3 separate regions of the Mus musculus genome follow, and regions 1 and 2 are each linked to region 3. A link is a loop called in an ENCODE intact Hi-C map of the cell type or tissue named here. Cell type or tissue: left cerebral cortex. All regions are shown on one strand.

What was found. Hi-C counts contacts between places; a loop is a spot of excess contacts. Peaks named below come from ENCODE experiments on the same cell type or tissue, not always from the same donor. Only the 100,000 strongest peaks of a DNase experiment are listed, where the experiment ranks them.
Region 1: a loop joins it to region 3, with 5 times the contacts of the local background. A loop is called at or near these places in 4 of 42 quality-filtered maps.
Region 2: a loop joins it to region 3, with 3 times the contacts of the local background. A loop is called at or near these places in 4 of 42 quality-filtered maps.

The regions. Positions count from the first base shown.
Region 1 is chr16:81,453,453-81,461,452 of GRCm38, reverse strand. It overlaps Ncam2 (neural cell adhesion molecule 2), which reads right to left. Exons shown (of 18, transcript NM_001113208.1): 6 at 6,046-6,163. Among named protein-coding and RNA genes, the nearest start is that of Ncam2, 260 kb to the right of the region's middle. In left cerebral cortex, no CTCF peak of the experiment used is centred here; no DNase peak of the experiment used is centred here.
Region 2 is chr16:82,932,265-82,940,264 of GRCm38, reverse strand. No RefSeq gene overlaps it. Among named protein-coding and RNA genes, the nearest start is that of Gm23355, 390 kb to the right of the region's middle. In left cerebral cortex, CTCF peaks have their summits at 3,131 and 4,291; no DNase peak of the experiment used is centred here.
Region 3 is chr16:81,197,757-81,205,756 of GRCm38, reverse strand. Ncam2 (neural cell adhesion molecule 2) reads right to left here and starts at 5,060. Exons shown (of 18, transcript NM_001113208.1): 1 at 4,789-5,060. The coding sequence starts at 4,843. In left cerebral cortex, CTCF peaks have their summits at 2,808 and 3,593 (motif pointing left); DNase peaks (open chromatin) are centred at 3,571, 4,045, 4,795, 4,927 and 5 more places; H3K4me3 peaks cover 4,754 bases; H3K27ac peaks cover 4,718 bases.

The DNA.
Region 1 (8,000 bases), 260 kb before region 3:
ACTCAGTCAAATATATACTTTTATTCGTCAAGCAACCTTAAGGCAAACACATAGAGATAATCTTTGAAATTTAGCTTGATTAGAGATAAGAATGACATTTGTCTGAGGTTGAAATATTAATATTAAGTCAAGTAATTAAAGCACATGAATTCAACTTGTACTTTCTTTATTAGAAAATACTCATTACTGATTTTTATTCTTTTGTACTTTAACTATTAATTAGCCAACATACATTTATGTTACAGTGTTGTGTACACATATGACTTACAAAAATAGAAATTCTAATTAAAAATCCCCTTTTTCACATGAAATAATATAAATTTATATCATTAAGATCTAGTCCATATAACTTTTGTTAGTAAAAATTGATGTGATAGTGAAGTTAATAACTTTTGTTTCTTCACAGCAGTAATTATCATTTCCAAGTTCTTTCCCCAGTGAAATTTATTTCATTTACTGTTTATTTGGTTATAATAATATTGGCTATTAGCATTCTCTAGTATATTTTAAATACATAAATAGTTTATAACATCCTTACACATTGTAAAATCTTATATATTCCCCTTACTAGCTTTTTTCTCACTTCATTTTTCTCATATTTTGTCTTATTATTTTTAATTGTGAACTGAATTGCTCATATGATACACTGAAATAAAACACTCAGAACCTCTCTAGGATAGAGATATTAATATCTCTTTATCAGTTTAGATTTCAACTTAAAAGACGTCTTTTAAAAATCTTTGCTGCTGGAAAGAGAACAAAACTTTTATATGCCATAGCGACTTTCAAATGAATTCAAAGCATGTCGATAATGCCAGAGACATAAAGGCATTTAAAAAATGCATACCTGAAATGTACATCAATGAAAATATAACCTGATGGAAAATCTTTATATGGCACTTTCTATGTGACCATAGAAATTGAGTATAGAAATATCAGTGGAGAACACAAAGATGATGCCAAAAAGTAAGTCAGAAAAAAAAAAAAACCCAGAAATGACATAAATTTCTAAACAATTACATGAAATATTGTTCTGACCCAAGGAGGATAAATATTTAATCACACAACAGTATTGCTTCAAAAACATGTACTAGAACATTATAAACTGAAATTAAAAACAGACAAATACACATGCAAATGTAAAAGACATTTAGAAAATAAGAATTTAGATTTCAGTAACTGATTTATAAAAACTAGGTTAGATGTCTGGATACGTTCAGATAACTACCACTGTGAAACAGAAATGTGATATACCTCCCTATGACTATTTTTTTTAAATGCAGAGAATATTTACTAGAATATTTGCTGAAACAAAAGAAGTGGTGAATTGAAGATAAGTTATGAAAACGCTCACTATGTTACAGATAATTAATGGAATTAGCAAACAATATCAGAAATTAAGGTTAAGCACACACGCAGACATGTAAAGAAAATAACATAATTAAAAATAATCAATACCCAAAGTAGTATTTAGTGAAAGCTTGAACAAGAAGTTTGAAGTAAAGAAAATTTTAAATATAATTGTCTAAAAATCAACCATGTATAGTCAAGGCAAGATTAGGTTGATCCCTACTAATAGGATGGTGTAACAGAATAAAATTGAACAGGGGCTAGGATACACTTTGCCAGCCAGGGCTGAGGAGTATCCCTGAGAAATTAAGCTATGCAACAGATTTGGTGTAAGGGCGTGGAGAGTGCCGAGGTGGGAAGGAGGTATGCAGAGAGGGGGAGGAGGGATGGGAGGGGGCAGTGAGAGGGACAGAAGGAACACTGGGATGCCTGGGGCCCTTTCATCTGTAGCACACACTTGATGCACCTGGAAGCAACAGTTGATGACATAAGCTGCACACAATTCCAAAAGAGAAGGCCAGTGGGATCGCCTGTATTGTAACAACTATAGTAATACAGAAATTAATTCCAGAATAAGGCCGATAATCAGTCATGGTAGGCTTTGAATGAAATTAAAGTTCATGAGCACACTTCTGTAAATGCACGCCATAAAACAATGCCTTTGGACTTTCCTGGGTATTGCTGTTTACTTTGTGGAAATGATCACAGTGTTCTAACTTTTAGCTTTCTTCTGCCTTCTGTACTGTGTAAAATAATAACGCATGGACACGCCTCCGTGTGACCATTGCCTCCATAACAATTCAGGTGACTGAATTTGGAGATGCGGACTTCGAACCAATTTAAATTTGCATAGGTCACTGCTACATTTGTTGGATGTTGTGTGTGAAGACTGACCACTGAGACCCATGGGTCCACATGACATTCTTCCTTCTCTTCTTCCCTCATACCACAAGCACACACTAACTAACACAGCTTCGTTATCAAGACTGAGGGGGTAAAACAGGTCCTCCTGTGTATACCACCTCTCTATCTCAAGGAACCTGTTTTCTTTGCCAAAAATAAGAAAAACCCAGCATTTATATTGAGGGGGGGAAGCTATTGCAGGATATAGTGGACATCAGGTTGAAAGAAAGAGAATCCTCATCAGAAAGCAACAGCACTGATCCCTTTATCTTGGACACCGGCAATCAAGAATTGTGAGAAACTGTATTTTTGCCGTTTAAACACACCATCTAATATGCTATATTCTCTTATATCGACCCACAATTACTAACACAGTGGCTTCCATCATATCACTGGCACGCATCTTCTCTACTCAGCAGGTCCTCTGGATCCCCAAGTGCATTCAATATACTCCCCAATGCTTACAAGAATTTATTTGTATAGTTTTGATACATATTTTATACCTACAGATAAATGGAATTAAACAAAAACCTTTCAGTAAAAGTAAATTTGTCTTTACAAATGTTTAAACAATACAATCTTATTTCTCAAATACAATTTTTAAATCAAACACCAAAACATCTGTTTCAACTTAAGTACTATCCAGTATAAGCAAGAAATGTCATTTGAAGGTATATGGATGAAAAAAAAGTATGTGCCTGTGTGTGTGTGTGTGTGTGTGTGTGTGTGTGTGTGTGTGTGTGAATAAATATATTTTGAATTTGTCACATTTAATTCTTATGCTATTTTTATTTCAAATAAATGATTAAAAATAATTATGAACAAATTAAAATATCTAATATCTTCTAGGGATGCATGATCATGTGTGTCATGTTCTTGATTATCATTTGTTCTTTGTGGTGAATAACACAAGTCATGTCGGAGACTCAGTAGGATTTCTTATGGCAAATCAACAATCTCTGAGATACATCATGATCACCTGGGGTTAGTAGCCTGATGTCAGGTTGGCAATTCTACTAAAACAATATTACAAAGAACTAGTATCTGTATGTATCAGTTTCAATCACTTTGTTTATAGATGTGTTATGCTTATTGAATCATACTACACTCAAAGCATAAACAAGATAAAGATACAATAATAGGTTATCAAACTAAGTTTAAAAGGAAAGAAGTGAAGCACAGCAGTGTCTGTTATTGTCCTTAAAATAAATTCTAAAGCTTAAAACTTTTCACATTGCCTTTGTATATATGGAATATATGTGACTAAAATTTTATGATTTTTATTCTTGCACTTTAGCATTTATGAAGTATAGTAATGGCTATAGATCTTAGTGTTCATACAAAAACTGTCATTTTTTTGCTTTGGAATATTATTTGGAATAAAAAATTACATATCAGTGCACACAAAAATGTATATGGATCACAAGGTAGTTAAATTAGACTGAATGGAAAAAAAATACAAAGATAATCACATGCAGTAGTCAATAATAGTCACAAAATGACAAAATCATGTGACAGAGTAAAACAGTGGCTAGTAGGGTTATCATCAGATTTTTTTGACATTTATTGTGTGTATACATTTACATATGTATGACATTTTCATGCATGCATACCTGAGAAGTCATATATAGCAGGGTGCCAAATTCAAGGTTAAATCTTGCTTCTGAACATGGATTTTCATTGGCCCCTTCTGTTAACCTAAAGTGGCTGCCCAGTGACGCTCTATGCTCATGGTGTATGTACCTTGATTGACTTTAAAACTGTGCAACAGAATGACTGGCATTTTGAGATAGACAGTAGAATCCAACTCAGGACCTCATGCTTATGAGGCATTTTGAGATAGACAGTAGAATCCAACTCAGGACCTCATGCTTATGAGGTAAGCACTTAACTGACTAAGGCCTCATAAACTGCACCCTCGTGTCTCTCTACAAGATTGCCCAGTTTTAAACTCCATTACTTTCGATTTAGATCTTTGAGCAATAATCAATGACAATGGAGTGCTATAAAATGTGATTGGCCATAGTCGAGTCAAAGTACATCTAAAAAACTTAATAGACAATGAAATAGTCAAAGAATAGCTTTGTAAAATGCTATTGTTATTGTTTTCATTGGGGGATTTGCGAAATTAAAACCTAATTTCTTGAAATTTCACCTATATAACTATTTCACAATATAGGACAAAAAGGCAATATACAGCTATTTTCATATAAAACAATACATGATTGTGATCCAAACCATAACATTGCTAAAAGTCTTAATACATCCTTTTTAATAAGACCTTATTTCAGATACAACAAGAAAAATCAATCAGCAACAGGGAGATGGTGCCAAGGGTGAACTAAAGATACACTGTAGCAACAGTAAACACTCTCCAGCAGCCTTTCACTCAGAAAAATTATAGCACAGGGCACATGCATGTGATGCAGTCATTGGCTATGCAGTCTAGTCCAGTTAACCAAAAATTTATGGCACCTTGGGCTGGTAACATGCCTCAGAGCATCAAAGAACTCAAGTTTGGAACCCTAAGTTCATTTCAGATTCCATAGTGAACGGAAAGAACAAGCTCTTGAAAATTGTTCTTTGATATTCATAAACATGCCATGGAATGTACATGTATGTCCACACACACACACACACAGAGTGAATTATTCTAAGAGCTTTTTAAAATAATTTCCATTATTTATGAGATATAGTAAATTATATCATCTCCTACTCTTTTCTCCGTCTAAAATCGACCATATGCTCCTCCTTGTTCTTTTTTATTTTGATTGAAAAGAGATTGCCCCACCGAGGGATCCATCTATCTGCAGACACCAAAGTCCCACACTACTGTTGATTCCAAGAAACACTTGCCTAGTATGGCTGTCCCCTGAGAGGTTCCACCAGCACCTGACCAATACAGATGTGGATTCTTACAGCCAATCATCTGACTGAACCCAGTGGGAAACCAATGGGAGAACTACAGAAAGGACTGAAGGAGGTGAATGAATTGCAACCCCATGAGAAGATTAATATCAACTAACGACCACCCAGAGCTCCCAGGAACTAAACCACCAACCAAAGAGTACACATGGAGGGACCCATGGCTCCATATGCATATGTAGCACAGGATGGCCTTATCTGACATCAGTGGGAGGGGAGGCCCTTGGTCCTATAGGGTTGAGGCAGGAGTAGGTGAGTAGGTGGAGGAGCACCCTCATATAGGCAAAGGAGAGGAGGGAGAGGGGGTGTGGGGTGGGTGTTCTTTGGAGGCGTAACTTAGAAGGGGATATCATTTGAAATGTAAACAAATAAATTGTTTGAAATGAAATATATTTTTTTCATACAATATGTTCTGTTCTTGGTTTTTCTCCCTAAACTGCTCCCAGATCCTCCCCCTGTCATCTCTCACTAAAATCCATATCTTTTTTTTCTCTTCTTTATAAAAAAGGCACTTAAAAATAATAATAAAACAAGAAGAAAGCAATCTGGAATAAGACAAGATCAGAAGAAAAGGAGACAAAGGAAACACTTTTTGTTTTTCAAATTCATGATTTCATTTCATTATTTACATATGTATATGTATATGAACACATATTTCCATATGTGTACATATATTCCTAAATACACCCCACTTCAACTGTATAATGTTACTTGCATATGTGTTTTCAGGGATGATAATTTGATGTTGGATAACATTAATTTTAAATTAGATAAGATAATATTTGTTACTTTCTGAATAATTATAACTTCAAACATTAGTCTGTGTGCTTTATTAGCACCACACATAAGACATGAGTACTCACTTACCTGAACCAAGAGATGGTTGGATCTGGGGAGCCCGAGGCCTTGCATGTTAAGGTCATCTCTTCTCCTCTCTCTGCTGTAGCATTGAAGGACTTCTGGGGCATCATGATTGCTGGTGGAACTGAAGGAGAAAGGACATAGCATAAAGAGTTGCAACTAGAATTCTGCACCAAGAATAATTCGCCACTACCTTTTAGTGCATTGGATCTCCTTAGTTCCTTTCTGTTTATGGAGAATTAAGGTCAGTGATATGGTTTTTTTTATGCGTAATAAGATAATTCACCATGTTATTAGTTTAGTATTTCTCAATCTGTTAAACAATGAATTGTGTATTTTAGTGAACATATATAATGCATGAAATATGTCTCACACAAAGACACAAGAGCACTGACTTAATCCATACTGAAATCTACTTTGAGCATAAATGGATTTCCTATTTGGGTTCTTATTGGTCTATGTAATTCCATAGGCCATCGTTCACTGTTTCAAGACAGGGCTTTCAAATTAGGTGTCAAAACATAATGTTCTTTCTGATTAACTACACTTAATTTCTTCAAACAACTATAAAACATTTTATGGAGAGAAACTGCTTCAGCCATAGAGTATGAAAATAGATTTTCATGAACAATTCAATTTTAAAATTAAGCTTCCTCAATTTCCAACTAATTACATTGCGAAACTGTATACGCTGCACATTTTGGTCATGTTGAAACTGTGGCTGAAATGCAGTGTTTGCAATAAACAAGCTGCAGACTTCCATGGCAATGCCTCAGTCCCAAAGTAAAGCCTTATCTAGCACTTAGCACACACCCCATGCCATTAAAGTGTATATGGTGAAATAGTAATTATAAAACAGATATAGTAATAAATTAGACAAAATAGAGACACAGACATATAGATGTTTGATTACAGTTGTACATCTTTAAAGTAGTGTTCATGTCTGCATCAAAGGGGCATAGCCCACTGACAATGAGGAAAGTAGATAATATACACATTAATAATTAAGCACAGTGCTTTACATTTATGCCTTTAGGAAGTTAGTTATAGGAATCAAGCTTTTACATAAAATAGCATAATAATAATTACTAGTATCCCTGAAGATGGACTTTCATAGCTATTAACACTTAACACTAAGGACATATTCATTTCTGTCTCATTTTCGTTCTGTTGTAACTGTAGACATGTTAAAATTTTCACCATATAACCTACTACTTTAATTTTGTGCCTCGTGAACGAACATTAAATGAGGCACATTAGAACTTTCTTGTCTTTTTAAATTTCTTTTTTTGATAGTATCACACATTATCAGTATTTGCTCTGCCTTTTTCTCTTTTCAATTTCCCCCTATACCTCTCTCCACTCTCCTCCCGATTCATGACATATTTTTTTCATTAATTGTTATTGTGTACACACACACACACACACGCACACACACACATATGTATATGGAGGAATATATGAATATGCAGCCTTATATATATTCCTTAATATAACTTGTTCTGTTCATGTTACTTGTATGAATATATATGTTCAGGACATTTTGACACTGGACAGTTATTTTGCCTTTCTTCTTGCTTTTCACTTCTCTGTGATAGGTATGATGCTCTTGTCTTAGAAGAAGGCTTAGCATTACTTTTTTTCTTGCTTTTTTTCCTGGCTAGTAACCAGTTTCTGTGAGTTCATGAGTGCAACAGCCCTGCCATGTTAAGAAGATATTGTCTTGCATTAGTCTTGAGCACTCTGTGACGCCTAGCATTTTCTCCTGTGCTCCCATGGTATTCCTATGCTTGGGAGGAGAGTAGGAGTAGAAAGGAGATGCCCCATTCATGACTTACCATCCATCCATCATTTATCCTATGAACTTCCACCAGTCTTAGCTCTCTGTATTCACCACCATGCACTGCATAAAGAATCTACTCTGAGGAAGGCTGAGAGATGCAGCGTTCTATAGGCATGAT
Region 2 (8,000 bases), 1.7 Mb before region 3:
ATCTTTCCTCTGAATCCACCTTAAAGTCAACATTACCTCCAAGTAAAAGAATGAGAAAAGGTCGGCAACAGTGTGCATACATTCCATATTTTCATATTTTATAGATATGTTAAAGAAGATTTAGGCTGGTGACTTATTTTGTCTATTGTGAATAGTGTCACAATACAGATGGCTGGGCAGATGAACATGTACTAGTATACGATAGATAGATAGGTAGGTAGGTAGGTAGAGAGAGAGAAAGAGAGAGAGAGAGATGGGGAGAGAGAGAGAGATAAATAGATAGACAGATTACTTTGAAAAAATTCCCCACAGTGGCTCGCTAAGAATGTGGTAAGCATGTTTTAGTTTTTAAAAGAATATCTACTATGATTTCTGTGGTAACTTTGCTCATTTATAACTTTATGATCAATGTACAATGAATTTTCTCTATGTCTATTACAGCAGCATATTCCTAGTTCCTTGTTTTCTCAGTAATAGGCATTCATTACAGAATGAGATATAAAGTTTACTATGGCTAAGAATAATAAGCATTTTAGCCTTAGGCCATTTTTAAATTTCCTAATTATTCATTGGATCATTGTTTTTGTTCAAATTTTATGCAGTCTATATATTTTAGATATTATTTTCTTATCAAATATATAAATGGAAAACATCTTTACTACCCTATAATACTTTCTATTTTATTTTTATCATATGTAAAAGTTTTTGCTTAATGTAATGCCTTATTTCAGCTCATTTTATTAATTTTGAGTTACTGGAGTCATTTTCAAAGAGCCAGTGCATAGAAGTATATTGTTGAGGATTTTCTTCTATTTCTATGTATTATCATCCAAATTTCAGGTGTTCCATTATAATATTTGCAACACTTTGGGTTGATAAATGTTCAAAGTGGGAGTATGTTTTACAAGTAACTTTATTGTCTACAAACTGAATGCATACTAACCACACAAGGTCAATGCTCATTATAGATATCTCTTTTGTGAAATAAAACCTTATTTTTATGCAAAATATTAATGACTCTATTTTCTGGGTTGCTTTCTATTGCCGTGATAAGACCCTATGACAAAAAGCAAATTGAGAAGAAAATTATTTGTTTTCACTGAAGTTGTATTCTATTATGAGGGAAATTAGGCAACAAACTCAATGCAATAACTTGGTGTCTGGAACTAAAGCAATGGATAATGCAGAAATATTGCTTGCTGGTTTGCTATTCCTGATTCTCACAGTCTGATATTGGTGCCATCCAGGACTATGTGTCTAGGGGTGTAACCACTTCCAGTAGGTTGGACCCTCAGAGCTCAATCACTAATGAAGGAAAAGATCCATAGAACTGTCCATAAAGAATCTAATGCAGGCTTTTTCTCATATGAGGATCCTCTTCCCAGGAGATAAGAGTTTATGTCACAGTCAAGTTACAAAAAAAGGCTGGAACAATGACATCAGCATACCAATACTACGGGTACAGAAGGACTTTGAAAATATAAATGTATTAAATGTCTCTAAAATGAGGATCCTAAGACTAAATTGTGTTCAAATTACAATAGAATATTTCTAGTTGACCAAGAATGGGTACCCAATGATGTGAAGGAATTTTAGATTTAATGTGTTAAGTGAAAAGAACCATAGACAAACATTGTGTAATTTCCTGTGTAATTTTTAAAAGTACTGTATAATGTTGCTTATATAATTTTTTGAAGGGGGAGGGACTAGGGCAAATTATTGAGTACTGAAATAAAATAGGTTTGGGTAAGTTAAGTTGGTTACAATTATAAAGAACTTCAGGGAATCGATCGGAGTATACAGCTGATATATATGTTGATTATAATTATAAATATATTCTTCTATTCTTTAATAAAATTAAAAAGAAGTAGAATTTGCTAATTATCATTAAAAGTTGGCTTTCCTCACCAGCAATGACAAAAGCCCCACATGATGTAACTGCAATTGTTCTTTCTGGACACATAATCTGTTGAATTGCTTCCTTCCACACCTTCTGTATTCATATGCACAACCTGAACCTATGATCGTTTTCTTCCTTCAGAAATTAATTTCTTTTGACAAGGGGGAGGGGAGGAGGTATTGGATATGGAACTGTTGGGGGGCAATAAAATATGGAATGTAAACATATATTAATTAAAATAAATACATAAATAAAACAAATTATTTGTATAAGTACTAGTATTTTTGTTGTTTAAAGGTTTAATACATTTGTATAAAGCAGGTATAGTATATACTGATCACCTTTCTCTTCCACCCTTCTTTCACGTTTTCTAAGCTATTCAATTTTCTCCCAATTTCTTGTACATATAAAAAAAATCTTAATCTCACAAAGCTTGATTTCTAGCCATAGCTCTTCTATTTTTTTTTAAAATCTCAAATAGACATTTATGGGAAACAGTATTTTCATGTGTAGAGTTTTATATTGTATTTTTCATTCATTAGGTTTTTTTTTTTAGTAGATAGAGTACATATCTGCATTATGCATTCACATCCACATATTCGTTATGAATTAGTACATTTAATTGAATAGAAATTTAAAATCTGAAGTAATATTAACTATAATCATTTCCCTCTCTTAGAATAAATAGCAATCCAAAATAAAACCTATTGCAAACAACACTACAATTTGCAAAATTACTAGAACTTATGTTTAAGAAAAAAAAATTTGGAAATATTTTACTTTTACTTTCCTTCCTTTAAGCAACACTTACATAATAGCAATCACTAAGCTCTTTAAGTGGTTTGGTGAAATGCATATATTAGCATTGTTTCATCTGAATTCTAAACTAAATACCATTTAAATGTACTATGCATAGCTTGTGGTCAGTATTCATACATTGTTCATACAGTATGACCCTACACTCTACTCTATGTAGAGTGGACATAAAACATTGTAGACCAGAATATAGATTCTGATTAAGAGAAACTGTTTTCTGAAAGATGAATAAATTCAATTTAGTATTCAATAAATAAATGCTGTGTGCATATGTAACATATTCTGAAGTTTAACCTTGGACCATTAATTTTATGATATTTTGAATATATGAAATATATTAAAATATAGACACAAAATAATACCTTTATTATGTTATCATCTAAAATATGTATAGGGAATACATCAGAGGCAATAGATGGCACTATTGGTCCATCTATTGGAAAGAAGTTATACTCTATTTTTTGGATGACTTACCTTTCTTCTCTCCATTTCTGTTATTGCCTTTGCAGAGTTTTGTAGCGACTCTCTAGAGGTATTTGTAAAGTTAATCTAAAGCCTCTTGCTCTTTATGTTTTCTTTTCTTTTTTTTTTTTTGAAAATATGCATCTGTGTTTTACATACTTTTGCTTTAAAAACAAAAGTGTCAACCAAAACATGACAGGACTGAGAAACAACAGTTTCTGTGATGTGTGCTTATCGATAGAATCAGAATGCAGGAGGAAGTCTCAGCAGTGTGATGCTTTGAGACACTCCATTTTTCATTTCTTTAGTTCATTGAGAAAACTTCTTTTTAGAAAGATCTCAGAGGTACTTACTGTAACATCTACTTGGACTTTCAAATCACTCTGATTGTAATATATTCTTTAATTCTGAAGGGAGAATCAATGGACTGAAACATATCTAATTTTCCCAAAATAGCTTCTGCCTCCTGCACTAAAAATAATCTTACTGAACAATAGATGACTAGAACTAATGATATGAACACTTTAGGAATATTGGTGATACTATAAAAGAAGGTGCATATATATTACTATGAAAAGGATTCTACAATGAAAACAGAATCAGAGGTTTCATGACTCACAAATATCATATTTTACTGAAATTCTCGAATGCTGTAGGAATGGTTGCACTTATTTAAGAAACTAATATGTGTTAAACGTGTTTTGATACATTATTGGTGCTGTCTTGACAGATGATACATTTGTCTTATCCACTGCATCTACTAAATAAGATTTAAAATTATGATTTATTTCCTATTTGTTAGGGGTATTATTATTATTTAAGTTAGTAATCAGAGCACGAAGGTACAAAACCCACATTATCAACCTGTCATGAAAGTGTACCGCGGTTACTTTATATAATAGAGATGTACTCTTCCACAGTATTATTGTTGAAGCACAATAATCTCCACCTATATGAGCCTACTTTTGTCTCCCTACCTAGGATCATCAGATCATAAGACCAGATTTTGTTAACTGTTGAAAGTCTTTCTTAGAAGAAGGAGGTAAGGAAAGTCACTGGACACTCACTTGAGAATCAAGCCGTATGTGTGCAGTACTTCTGTACTTCCACTGGGGTGTAGACGTCTCAGTGAATGGCTGTGATGTATATGCAGTTGCAGACAAGAGGAAGAAAATTCATTCTCTGTATATATTGGTAATCCATTATCAATGCTAGGTGAACACTTACCAGTAGGATTTTTAGGATCATCCATAATTCTTCCAGTAACCCCTCGCCCATACTGTGTAAGTAAGCACAAAGTACTCATTTGATTCCAGTTGGAACTGATGAGAAATTATATTTTATTATTACTATTGCCTTAGGAGCAGGTAATAGACATTGTTCTCATCTCCTCTAATGAAACAGTTTTAGAAACAGACACTGGAGTGCTAATACTGTGACTGTTCCTTTCCTTGCTTACCAAAAGATGTGTTTGTATTTCAGCATAAATTTAAAAAATGATATCATGGTGAAATTAGTTATATTGTGTATATTACATCCTAAATAAGATAGTCTATCATGTCTCATTTTGAATTATCTGTATGTGGACAGGTAACTCTAAATTTTTCCGTTTGCCATTACTTTATCAATCAATCAATCAATCTATCTATCTATCTATCATCTATCTACTTATCGATTTATTGGCAACGAGTCAAAATGTCTAGGTCCTCAAATTTCTACTTCATTCAGCTGCCAAATGCTGGTGGTTGGCTCAGTGAGAGGACTGAATTTCTGCAGGTAGGACAGATCCTTGTGGAGCTGACAGCTGGGAGGGATTTGCTGACTGTACCCTCTACAGCTGGGTGGGAAGTACTTCCTGGAAGGTGGTAACCTCTGCATTATGTTTACTTGCAGGCATTGTGGGCATGACTGCCTGGTCCTTTCTAGCATCTTCTGTACTCAGCACTGACTTTAAAATGCATTCAGTATAATACATTCATAAGAGAAGAGTCATTAATTTCTCCAACCTACTTTTCATGTGAACTATCTATGTGTCCCAGGACGTCAAGTTCGCTTTAAAATATGCCAGTAAAATTTTACCATTTGAAAATTCAGTATCCAAACAGAATAGCATGCAACTAAAATGTAGATTTACTTGAACTGTGCTAATTGGTAATCTCTTTGCAACTTTTAGTGTGTTTTTTAAATTTTTTATTGGTTATTTTATTTATTTACATTTCAAATGTAATCCTCCTTCCAGTTTCCCCTTCAAAGACCCCCATCCCACCACTCCCCTCCCCCTCCTGCTTCTATGAGGGTAGTCCCCTACCGACCCACCTACTCCTGCCCCCACCTACCTAACATTCCCCTTTTCTGGCACATTAAGCCTTCACAGGATCAAGGGCTTCCCCTCCAATTGATATCAGATAAGGCCATCCTCTGCTACATATGCAGCTGGAGCCATGGGTCCTTCCATGTGTAGTCTTTGGTTGGTTGTTTAGTACCTGGGAGCTCTGGGGAGGTCTGGTTAGTTGATATTAATTTTCTTCCTATGGGGTTGCAAACACCTTCAGCGTCTTCATTCCTTCTCCTAACTCCTCCATTGGGGTCCCTGTGCTCAGTCTGATGGTTGCCTGCAAGCATCTGCATCTGTATGGGAAGTCTCTGGCAGAGCCTCTCAGTAGACAGCTATATCAGGCTCCTGTCAGCAAATACTTCTTGGTATCAGCAAAAGTGCCTGGATTTGGTGGCTGTATATGGGATAGATCCCCAGGTGGGGCAGTCTCTGGATGTCCTTTCCTTCTGTCATTGCTCCACTCTTTGTCCCTGTATTTCCTTTAGACAGGAGCAATTCTCGGTTAAAATTTTGAGAAGGATGGGTTGCCCCATCCCGCAACTCTAGGATTTAAAAGTAACAGAGAAAACACCCATAATCAAAGTATACTGTATAAAAATGTAAAATGTTTCCCTTAATAGCAAAGGCATTTCTTAATAGAAAAATGAAATTAATGCACGTTAAAATGATTAGGTCAAACAACATACTTTCCAAAGAACCATATTAATGTAATAAAAATTATGATTTTGTGTAAACAGCTAATCTCCATGAAGTAAGTACTAATAACTGACTGACCTCAAACAAAAATTTCAAAGTATCTTTTGTTATAATTCTGGCATTCTTTTCGGTTTCCATTTTGAAATTACATACTGAAAGAACTACTATTTTTAAAAAGACATATTCAATTATTTCTTTTCTCAAGATTTATTATTGTTTGAAAATAGCGTGTGTGTGTGTGTGTGTGTGTGTGTGTGTGTGTGTGTGTGTGTGTTTGAGTGCACGCTCTTATGCACATACATTAGGACCATCTCCTGGAGCATGGTAGCCATTCACGGACTGCCTTCTTCAAGAAAACTTAATGTCCTACCCCAGCACTTGTCACATAACATGGTCTTCTTAACAAAGGGAAAATTTTCAGGAACCAGTCTCCTGTCAATGGTGGAATTTTAGACTGCTTTAATTGGTTGATCTTGTGCATATGCTCATATACCCTGTAAGTTTATCTGTTCAATAACACTGTCATATCTAGCAAATATTTTTCATAATACATATCCAGTACCTCGGTCTTTCACCTAACTTCTGCTTCTTATTCTACAATGCTAAGTATTATTTGGAAGGAAGGCATGTAGTAGGCATGTGCTATTTGTGACTATAGTCTACAATCTCTTATTCTCTATATGTTATTCAGTTATGCATCTCTATGTAAGTCATCATATAATATCAAAAGAAATGTATCTGATAAGGGATTGTATATGTACTTCTCTATTGGTGGGATATGTTTACATACAACACCCATTTGTCAAAATCAGGTCCTCGGTAGCCTTTTGCCCTTGGACACCATTGGTGACAAGTAAACAGGAGTTATTCAGAATAGCTTATGACCTAGATTCCAACTTTTGCGCACTTCAACCTCTATTTAAAATGACCAAACACCCTTTTACATAAATACAAACATCCTTTGTGGCATTAATAACATCATAGAGCCCTTCAATGCAAACAATGAACAAACAATGAACATGTCCAGGAAGAAAGATAGCTTTCTGTTTACAGCTTAAGGTCAGTAGGGATGATGGAAAATGAACCATGGAAAGACAATGAAGTGAACAATCACCTTCTTAATGATCTACAAAACCCAAAGGATCTACTGCGTGTGGCCAGCTTATTGCGTATGTGAAAATGTTCTTCAGCATAAATGTTGTTCTCACCTTCAAGTGCATTTTCCTAACTTTTTCCCCTGGAAAGAATTGCTTATGGCTGCTCATGCCACTGTCTTTCTGTCTAACCACTAAGAGAACAGTTTTTTTTTCTCTTAAATTTCAGTAATTTGTCCTCAGTTCCTCTGTCTTGTTCACTTTTTACTTGGTATGCAGGTAAGACCAAAGACTGAATAAGATGAGGTGTCCCCCTGACATCTGTATGGTGCCTGATACCTAGTTGCCCTGTCTGAATTACATTGTAACTTCCCACAGGCCTTAGCAGGATGGTCTATAATCTACAAAGCCTCTTCTTCATCATAGTAGAATTGTCATTCATTTTTTCTTCCATTAGTTACCTGTCACTCATTGACTTTAACCTCTACATAGGTTAAATGCTCAAGGAGAGGAATCTTTACTTTGAGTTCAATAAAGTCATGATTGTACCTGTTAGTAGAAGTCTTTCTCCCTTCGAAAGTAATTAACAGATGGTCCATATTGGTACCAAACATTGTTTTCTTGTAAGTGCCAGAACTTACTTACTGAGCAGGGTTATCTGATTATGGTCAGAGGGAATGGCATCTATCACACACAG
Region 3 (8,000 bases):
GCATTATGCTCTCAGGGGCAATGACTTGTTCTTTCCCTGTAAAATAATTTAATAGTGCAAAGCCAAAACCCTATGATCAACCTAAAGTCCTTCAAAGATATCTTGTCATATCTAGGGTGACAAAGATTCTTAAAATTCTTTAGCACCCCTCTTAGTCATTTTCATCCAGGAGTGTCTATGATCATGACGTCGAAGCCCTCTAACTTAACTAGTGGTTCTTGATTAATTGGTAGAGGCGCTGTAAATGTGTGCGCCTAAGAAAAATGCTGTCATCTATTTAGTAGTAGCACCATTGTAATTTAAAACAGTGAGGAACCATTAAAATGGGTAAATGGGGAGCTCCAAGAAGTACATGTGTTTGCTGAACGATTAATGGCAGCTTAACTCTGTTAAATGGCAGAATGTTACTTTTAATAAAAGGGCCAGTTGCTTCTTAATGTGTTCCTTTAGCATGTAATTTGAAAAATTAAAACTAATTGATAATCTTTTAAATACTCTTAGCCTCACTGTAATTGGCAGGATATGAAGATGCAAGAAACTCAAAATTTTCTGAATTTAGCAAAACCAGAAAATCATGTGTATTTCCTTTATAAGACCACTAATGTTGTTTGAATGACTTTCCATATACCCAGAGACATATTAATGACATAATACATAAAAATAAGGAAATGGCAGTAATAACAAGACAAGTGCTTAACAGATGCTCTCGCCTCCTAGCTGAATACTTTTCTCTACACGATCAGAGGTGCACTGATTCAGACAATGATCCTTAAAAAGAGGCAAGCTAAAATGAGTTCCCCAACGTCAGATGCCAACGGAAGCAGCAGGGCCAGCTCTAGAGACTTCCCAACATTCTACCCAGCCCTTCAGCTCTTGCCTGTGAAAAACAAACTCCACAGTTGAGCCTGGCTCCTGTCTTCAGACTGCAAAGCACCTTTCTCCGTCTCACAGCAAACCAGCCCATTTGTGAAAGAAGGCCACGTTATTTACAAAATTACACGAAACTTGACCTTTTCCCTTTACTGAATGGAGTTCTTTTGTTCCCTTAATTGCTTCTCCTGTAAGATATTACATCCTAGCGAACCTCAGTCCCCTGTGCCAAGGAAGAAACTCATCAGACACTCGGGACCGTCCACCTGTGCCTACTGCTCACTAGGCTCAGAGTCAGCTTGGGAAATGAAAGAGAGAACAGCAGGCATCAAGCCGGGGAGGGAATCCTCTGAGCTGTTCACTGACAAAAGAAATATTAATTTATAGAGCCTATATTCCCTAAGTTAGATGGACATTCAGTTAGTTCAAAAGAAACGTCACAGAGAGAGGACGCAGGCAAAGAATTAGATCAGGGTGGACAGAGAAAGGGTTCAAGAGAGGCCATATGTCATAGCCTATACATAGTGGGCATTTGTGGATTTGGCTAGTAGGCATCCACATGCCTGCTCTGTCTTCAGAAGGAACAGATCTCTCCAATGCACAATTATTAGCATTTGCCTAGGAAAAAAATAAATGTAAGCAGATGTCCAGACTCACTCACCGAGTGGGCTTCTCACAGGACCCTCCCCCACATTTTAGGTTAAAGGATGCTATGAATGGTTGACACAGCTTTTTAAAGAGAATGGAATAACCCTGCTGGGTTTCAGTAGAGCAGCATTTCTGTTTTGCATGTGTGAACAACAGTCACAGACTGGCATTAATCATATTAGATGGTTCTTAAAAGGAGATGAAAATGATTTTTAAACACCCGGAAAGTTTCAGAAGCTGCCCATCCCTATTTCAGACTGGGAATTAGACTTAAAAACAGCACATGCCCTGTTAATGAGAGACTCACTAGAGATTTATGACAGCAGAGCCTGGAACTGAGTCTTAAAGAGAAGGTAAAAATAATTGCACACGTTAAGTAATTATAAATTCCTTTCCATGGGCAACTAAGTTCAGAGTTGACAACCTTCTTTCATTAGGTATTGATCTTTCATTGGAAATGGAAGGCTTTCAAAAGAACATTTCTATTTCAATTTTTAATAAAAAAAATTCTCTCATCTCCATGAACAATAACACTGATCTGAAAGTAAGGACTGAAGTTAATAGGTCTTGTTAGCTAATTATGGGATTGGCATCCACTTAAGTTAGTTTTTTTTTTTTCACTTGAGCCATTTTCTTCCATTCTACTGTTGTGGTTCAAAACGTTTTGACTACTTAAAAGGGAATACATCATCGTTGTCTTTCCCCAGTCAAACTGCACACCACTTTCTCAAGCAATAGCTTCAATCATGCTTCATAAAATCCCCTGCAAGTATATTGTTGGAAACGTAAATCAGCCATTTGAGCTTTTAGTATTTCCAAGGCAAACCTGAGGGTCACTGTCTTGTAGGTTTTCATGGCTCCATCAAAAAAAAAAAAAAAAAAAAAAAAAGAAAGAAAGAAAGAAAGAAAGAAAGAAAAGAAAAAAAGAACAAACAGAAATGCAAGTTACACATGGTTCATTAAAAAAAGAGAAAAAAAAAATAGCTCCCAATGGTGTGTCTGATACTTGCGGCTGCACCCGTAATTAGAGAAGAAAACAGCAGCCTAGAGAAATTTAGACTCCTGGATAAGGATTTCTGTTTCCAGGCGTCTTTGACTTCCTTACAGCACATGGCACAGCGATACTACATGCTTGTTCACAGAAAAGCTGGTTCCCCCGGATACTCCACTAAGGGTGTCTGCATGGCATGCCACTGCACGAGACAGAGAGATCTTCTTTACAAAGATGCCATCCGTCTGTCCTGTTTCATTGACGAGGAATATGGGTTCCCCTGCAGGCAGGCTTCCTTGCCACAGTTCTCCTCTCTAACCACCCTGCGTGCTGATTATAAATCAGCTAAATCACAATTTCAAATACAGGCTACATCTAGAGACCCAAAGTGTATCTGCCTTTGTGCACTGTTTATGCCTAGCTACTTAAGCATTCCAACCTCTCCCCTTTCCCTGAATTCCAGCACACTTGGCATCAGCGATGATAAATGCACAGACTCTACAACTGGGATGATTTCCTCCAGACAGCGCATCAATCGGCACAAACTTGCCCCCATATTACTTCACACTACACTCTCCTAATTGCAATTGCATCTAAGTTAGATTTTTCAGACTGCCTTGTTTGAATTCAGAACTGCCTCTCCATGTTACAAATGAACAGTTAAACACAACTACCAACCCAACCCACCCACAAAATGACAGCTCTGTATCTTGTAGTGAACAAGTGTATGCTGATCTTTGCAAGAGAGGTGACTGGATTAATGAACAAGACTAATATGAGCTTCCGATGGATCTATCTGCAATTTTTTCTGAGACTGAAATATTACCCATCCTCTGTTAGGATGGCAGAAAGAGGCACTTTATAAATGAGAGCAATATCTAGCATGTGAATTTGTACTTCAGAACATAAAAATCTACATCCAATCGTGGTTCATCATTTCACTGTAGTTTCAGAGAAAGACAGAGAAAGGAAGTCTTTACATCCAAAATGCCAAGCCCTACTGAGGGATGATAGAAGGACAGTGGGTGCAAGAGCAGAAACAAGCATTTCTTGCTTAAAATGGAGTTATACCACCCCCTGCTGGAGCACATGAGCAACGCAGAAGCGGTGGGGAAAAATGCTTAGAATTGGATCTAGAGAACATATTTTAACTTATCTTGCATTTTATTAATTTCATAGAAAATGCCGCACAAATAATATGGCATTCCTGCACTTTCATGTAATAGGAGAATTATGGATATTACCTTTGCCTTTAAGACTTCCACCAGTGCATATTTTGGTATTTTGTCTCCCCCCAATTAAATGTCCAAACTTGTCTGGACAGTTCAAAACGTTTCAAATGATTGTGAATATATTTTATGTGAACGTAGACTATGGAAGGCAGAATGATAAATTCATAATGCCTATCATCTATATACAGATTAGCAAAGATTGCTTCAACCAATTGTCCCTAGGGCTATTCTAACACGTTTTTTCTCTCTCTCCCCCACCCAAATTAAAAAATAAATAAATAAAAAGCTCCCCAGTACTCCCAGTGCTCCCCAACCTTCCAAATCCCTTACAGGTGCAATTCAAATCGAATGATAGATCGTGTTCAGATTATGCTATATTCAAAGGAGGGGGGGTCACAATGAACGCCTGCAACACAACCCTAGTTTTAGCCATTTGCTGTTTTACAGCATCTATGGCCCCTGTTAGTTTCCAACATAAATAAGCCATCAAACGTTCACTTCACAGCCCACCCACCACCCCCCAAAAAAAAAAAAAACTGGTGTTGGGAAAGAAGAAAAGAATCTCTAAGAATTGAATTTCTTGCACACCACAGAGATTTTTGATAAACGACTTTAATGCTGGTAGTTTTTGCCTCTTCTGTAAAACATCACCATGCCCTTCCCTTCCGCAACCTCAGATATTTAACTGTGAATACACACCAACACACTCATCCAATTTCGGGTAATAAGAGAGAATAAGCCAAAAAAAAAAAAAAAAAAAAAAAATCCCAGAAGCTGGAGCAATTTTCCCTCCCATGATCTCTTTCACACCGACGATGCTTATCTCCAATTCCGCACGGTCTCCTCTCTTATTTAAGGGGTCTTTCGAGCAAACGGATAGAATTTGAGGGGCCGCGTAAAGAAAGAGGTAAAATCCCAACAGTCGCCTCAAGAACCACCGCAACTTTGGTGCCTGGGTTTCGTGGCCCCGGGAGCCTCGCTCTTTGCCTCTCCGGGTTGGGTGGAGAGGGGGAGGGAAAGTGAAGCAAGAAAGCCGCACACTCCTACCTTGCCCGCTCCTGACAAGCAACCCGAGCAGGTAGAAGGAGAGGAGGAGGCTCATGTTCAGGACGTGACACCGGCGGACAGTTCCAAAGTTATTAAGTCCAGCCCCGGAGAGAGAACCTTCCGCTGCCACGGCCGCCTCTGCTAGCCCGCCGCCGCTCCCGGGTGCCCCAGCCGCCCGCAGCCCGCCGCGCGCTCCTCCTCGCAAAGTGACTGCAAGCTCCGCGCCTTGCCGCACTATATCCAGGCGGCGGCGGCGGCGGCAGCAGCGGCCGCCGCGGCGGCAGCGGAGCCGGCGGGAGGAGGCGGGGGCGGGACGGGGCGGGGAGGCGCGGCCCCGGCGGATCCCTCCGCGCGCTCGCCCTGCGAGCCAGGCACGCGCGGCCCCGGGATTCGTCCGCAGTGGAGCCCCAGCCACGGGTTCGAGCCCAGGAGTCCCGGGCTTTTCTAGCTATGCGGATGGTGCATGCTCACGGGGAACAGGGACGCCTGGACACCAGCACCCTCTGGCTCTTTTGCGACCCCGCAGGTGTGGCCGGGTTGCTGAGTACTGCAGAGGGCGAGCCCCAGAGGCACAGGAAGTATTGACCTTTGGTTCCTAAAGAGCTGGGGTGGCAGGGTCTGTGTCTATCCTAGGACTTAACCCTGGCCTGGCCTGACACCCTTAGTGCTTTGACACTTCCCTGTGGATCAGGGGAACAACTGTCTCCTAGGGTGTATGGCTACTAGCCCCTGCTTTAGATGGACCAAGAAAGACATTCATGCAGTGCATCTTTAGGTCCCAATTCATTGGGATGAGTGGATCCCCTCCCTAAAGGGGGGCGCTGCTGAGGGCTAAGATCTAGGAGGGTCTTGGGTTTTTTTTTTTTTTTTTTTATACACCATCTAGGATTAGCACTGTGAGGTAACATTTCCTTGTCAGTGTCTGAAGAGAGAGATCCGGGAATGTAAATGGAGGACCTGAGCTGGGGTTCTTTTTAAGGCCCACTCACCTGCAAACCCCACTGTACCTGCACCCCTCACAACTGAGTGTGTGTGTCACCTGAAAGTGTGACTGGAGGAGTAAGCATGGAGCTGTGGTGTCATGCAACCAAAGTCTGGGGTTGATCACGATATTTCCGCTGGTGGAACAGGGACATAAACTGTCACTTTACTATGACACCTATGACAAGAGACTAATCAGAACCAGAATCTCTGGCCCCAGGATCTGGTCTCTGCCCCGATCAGAGTGAGCAGACACAGCTGACAAAAGGTTCCTAGCCAACACTTTGTTCAGGTTCCTTAGAGTGATCAACCAGCTCACCCCAGACTCAGAGAGCTCCCTGGTGTTTTTCTTATCAGCAAGTACACATGTACAACCACAGTCGACTCTTATGAACATACTGCAGATGAAAACTAATCTCTTCCCCACAAAGCTTGCAGGTTTTCAAATTGACACCCGGATTAGCTAAGTACCTATTGCACATGCATGAACATGCCTGTTCACACACACATGCAAAGGGACCTACACTTAATGATGAGAGGATTATTATTCTGTAAGGGTGTGCACTCTTTTTCTTATTACTTAGAGCCAATTTATTTTAAAGTAAATATGTGGACTATGACAGAGAACAGTCTGATACTATAAAGTAATTTGAATACTCGACTTCATTAAGGTCAGAACAGAGAAAGAAATAGAGAAGCAATGGTCTATCCTCGATTGGTGGAGTTTCCATCTAAATGTTCATATTATAATATGGCATATATAGCTCAAATCTGATTGTATTCATACTGGTGTGTTTTGAGAAAAAGAGACAGACAGAGAATTATTTTTTTTGTATGTCCAGTGGTTAGTTCTTGTCAGTGGGACACAAACTAGAATCATGTGAGAAAAGGATGCTTCATTTGAAAATTTGCCTCGTGGGCAGGTAGGTGTTTCTGGGGTTGTTTTACAAAGCAGGCTAAGCAAGCATGAGGAGCAAGTCAGAAAACAGCATTCCTCGGCTTCAGTTCCTATCTCCAGGTTCATTCGTTGAGTTCCTGACCACAGCACCTTTCATGACAGACTGTGGTTGAGAAATGCAAGCCAATCATCTTTGGACTCTGCATGCTTCTGGGCTTGGTGCTTCATCACAGCAATAGTAAGCAAGCTGCAAGAGCATGGAAAAATTGGTTGAGCAAAATCTTGTCTTTTGGCTGTCTAAAGAGGTGATGTGTAATCCTTCCTCAATTTGGTAGCAATCTTGATAAAGAGAGCAGGCATATACAAAAATTATCTAATAAATCAGGCAATGTAGCAAAAATACACAAGGAATGCATTGCTATTGTTGGGAAAAGAGAGATGGGATGAAGGAGAGGAAGACATAAAGAAAGGGAAATCTTTTCTAAATAGCGTTTTAAAGAAAGGCTTCAGGAAACATTGAAGAAAGGAGGGAGATTAGACAGCAAAGGAGAAGCTGAAGTGAAGGCTAAAGTTCTGAAAGCATCCAGCAGTCTTGGAACACAGGACAGAGTCTAAAGGACAAAGGCTGGAGGGATGGCTGGCTCGGTCTGGAAAGTAGTTATCATGTAAGCCAAGGAAAGTGAGTTCTGATTCACACCATCAATATAGAAAGTTCGTCACAATGAGGTGTGCCTGTTGTCCTAGCATAGTATGTTTAGGAACAGAAGAGAAGAGGACCTGGAACTCACTGACTCATGCGACTTAGCAAATTAGGAAGCTCCACGTGATCAGTGTGAAAACCCATCTTTCTAAACAAGAAACAAGAGGACAGGGGGAAGTTGTACAGTGAGGTAGCTGAAATCAACTTCTGGCATCCATATGGACATGCATAGGTGCTTACAGACAGATGAGCATATACAGACACAGGCACACACAGAGAAATATCTATAACATTACATTGTGTATAACACAGAGTTGAACTTGACTTTGGCAGTGGAGTTAGTACTTACTATGCCAAAAACAAACGGAAAACTGAAAAAACGAAATGAAACGAAACAAAACAAAGCAAAGCAAAACAAAACAAAATGCCCTTGCTATTTTCAACCTCGTCTACACCTTAAGGTATTATCCATGGTAGAGAATTCACCTAGCAAGCACAAGGACCTGGATTCAAATCACAGTTCACAAAAGGAGAAAATATTTAAGAGAAAATTACAAGTGTGCCAACTTCAAGGTTAGAGACTGAATTACAAGTCACCAAACTGCCCATCCCCCAACTGGGGATTACTAACTC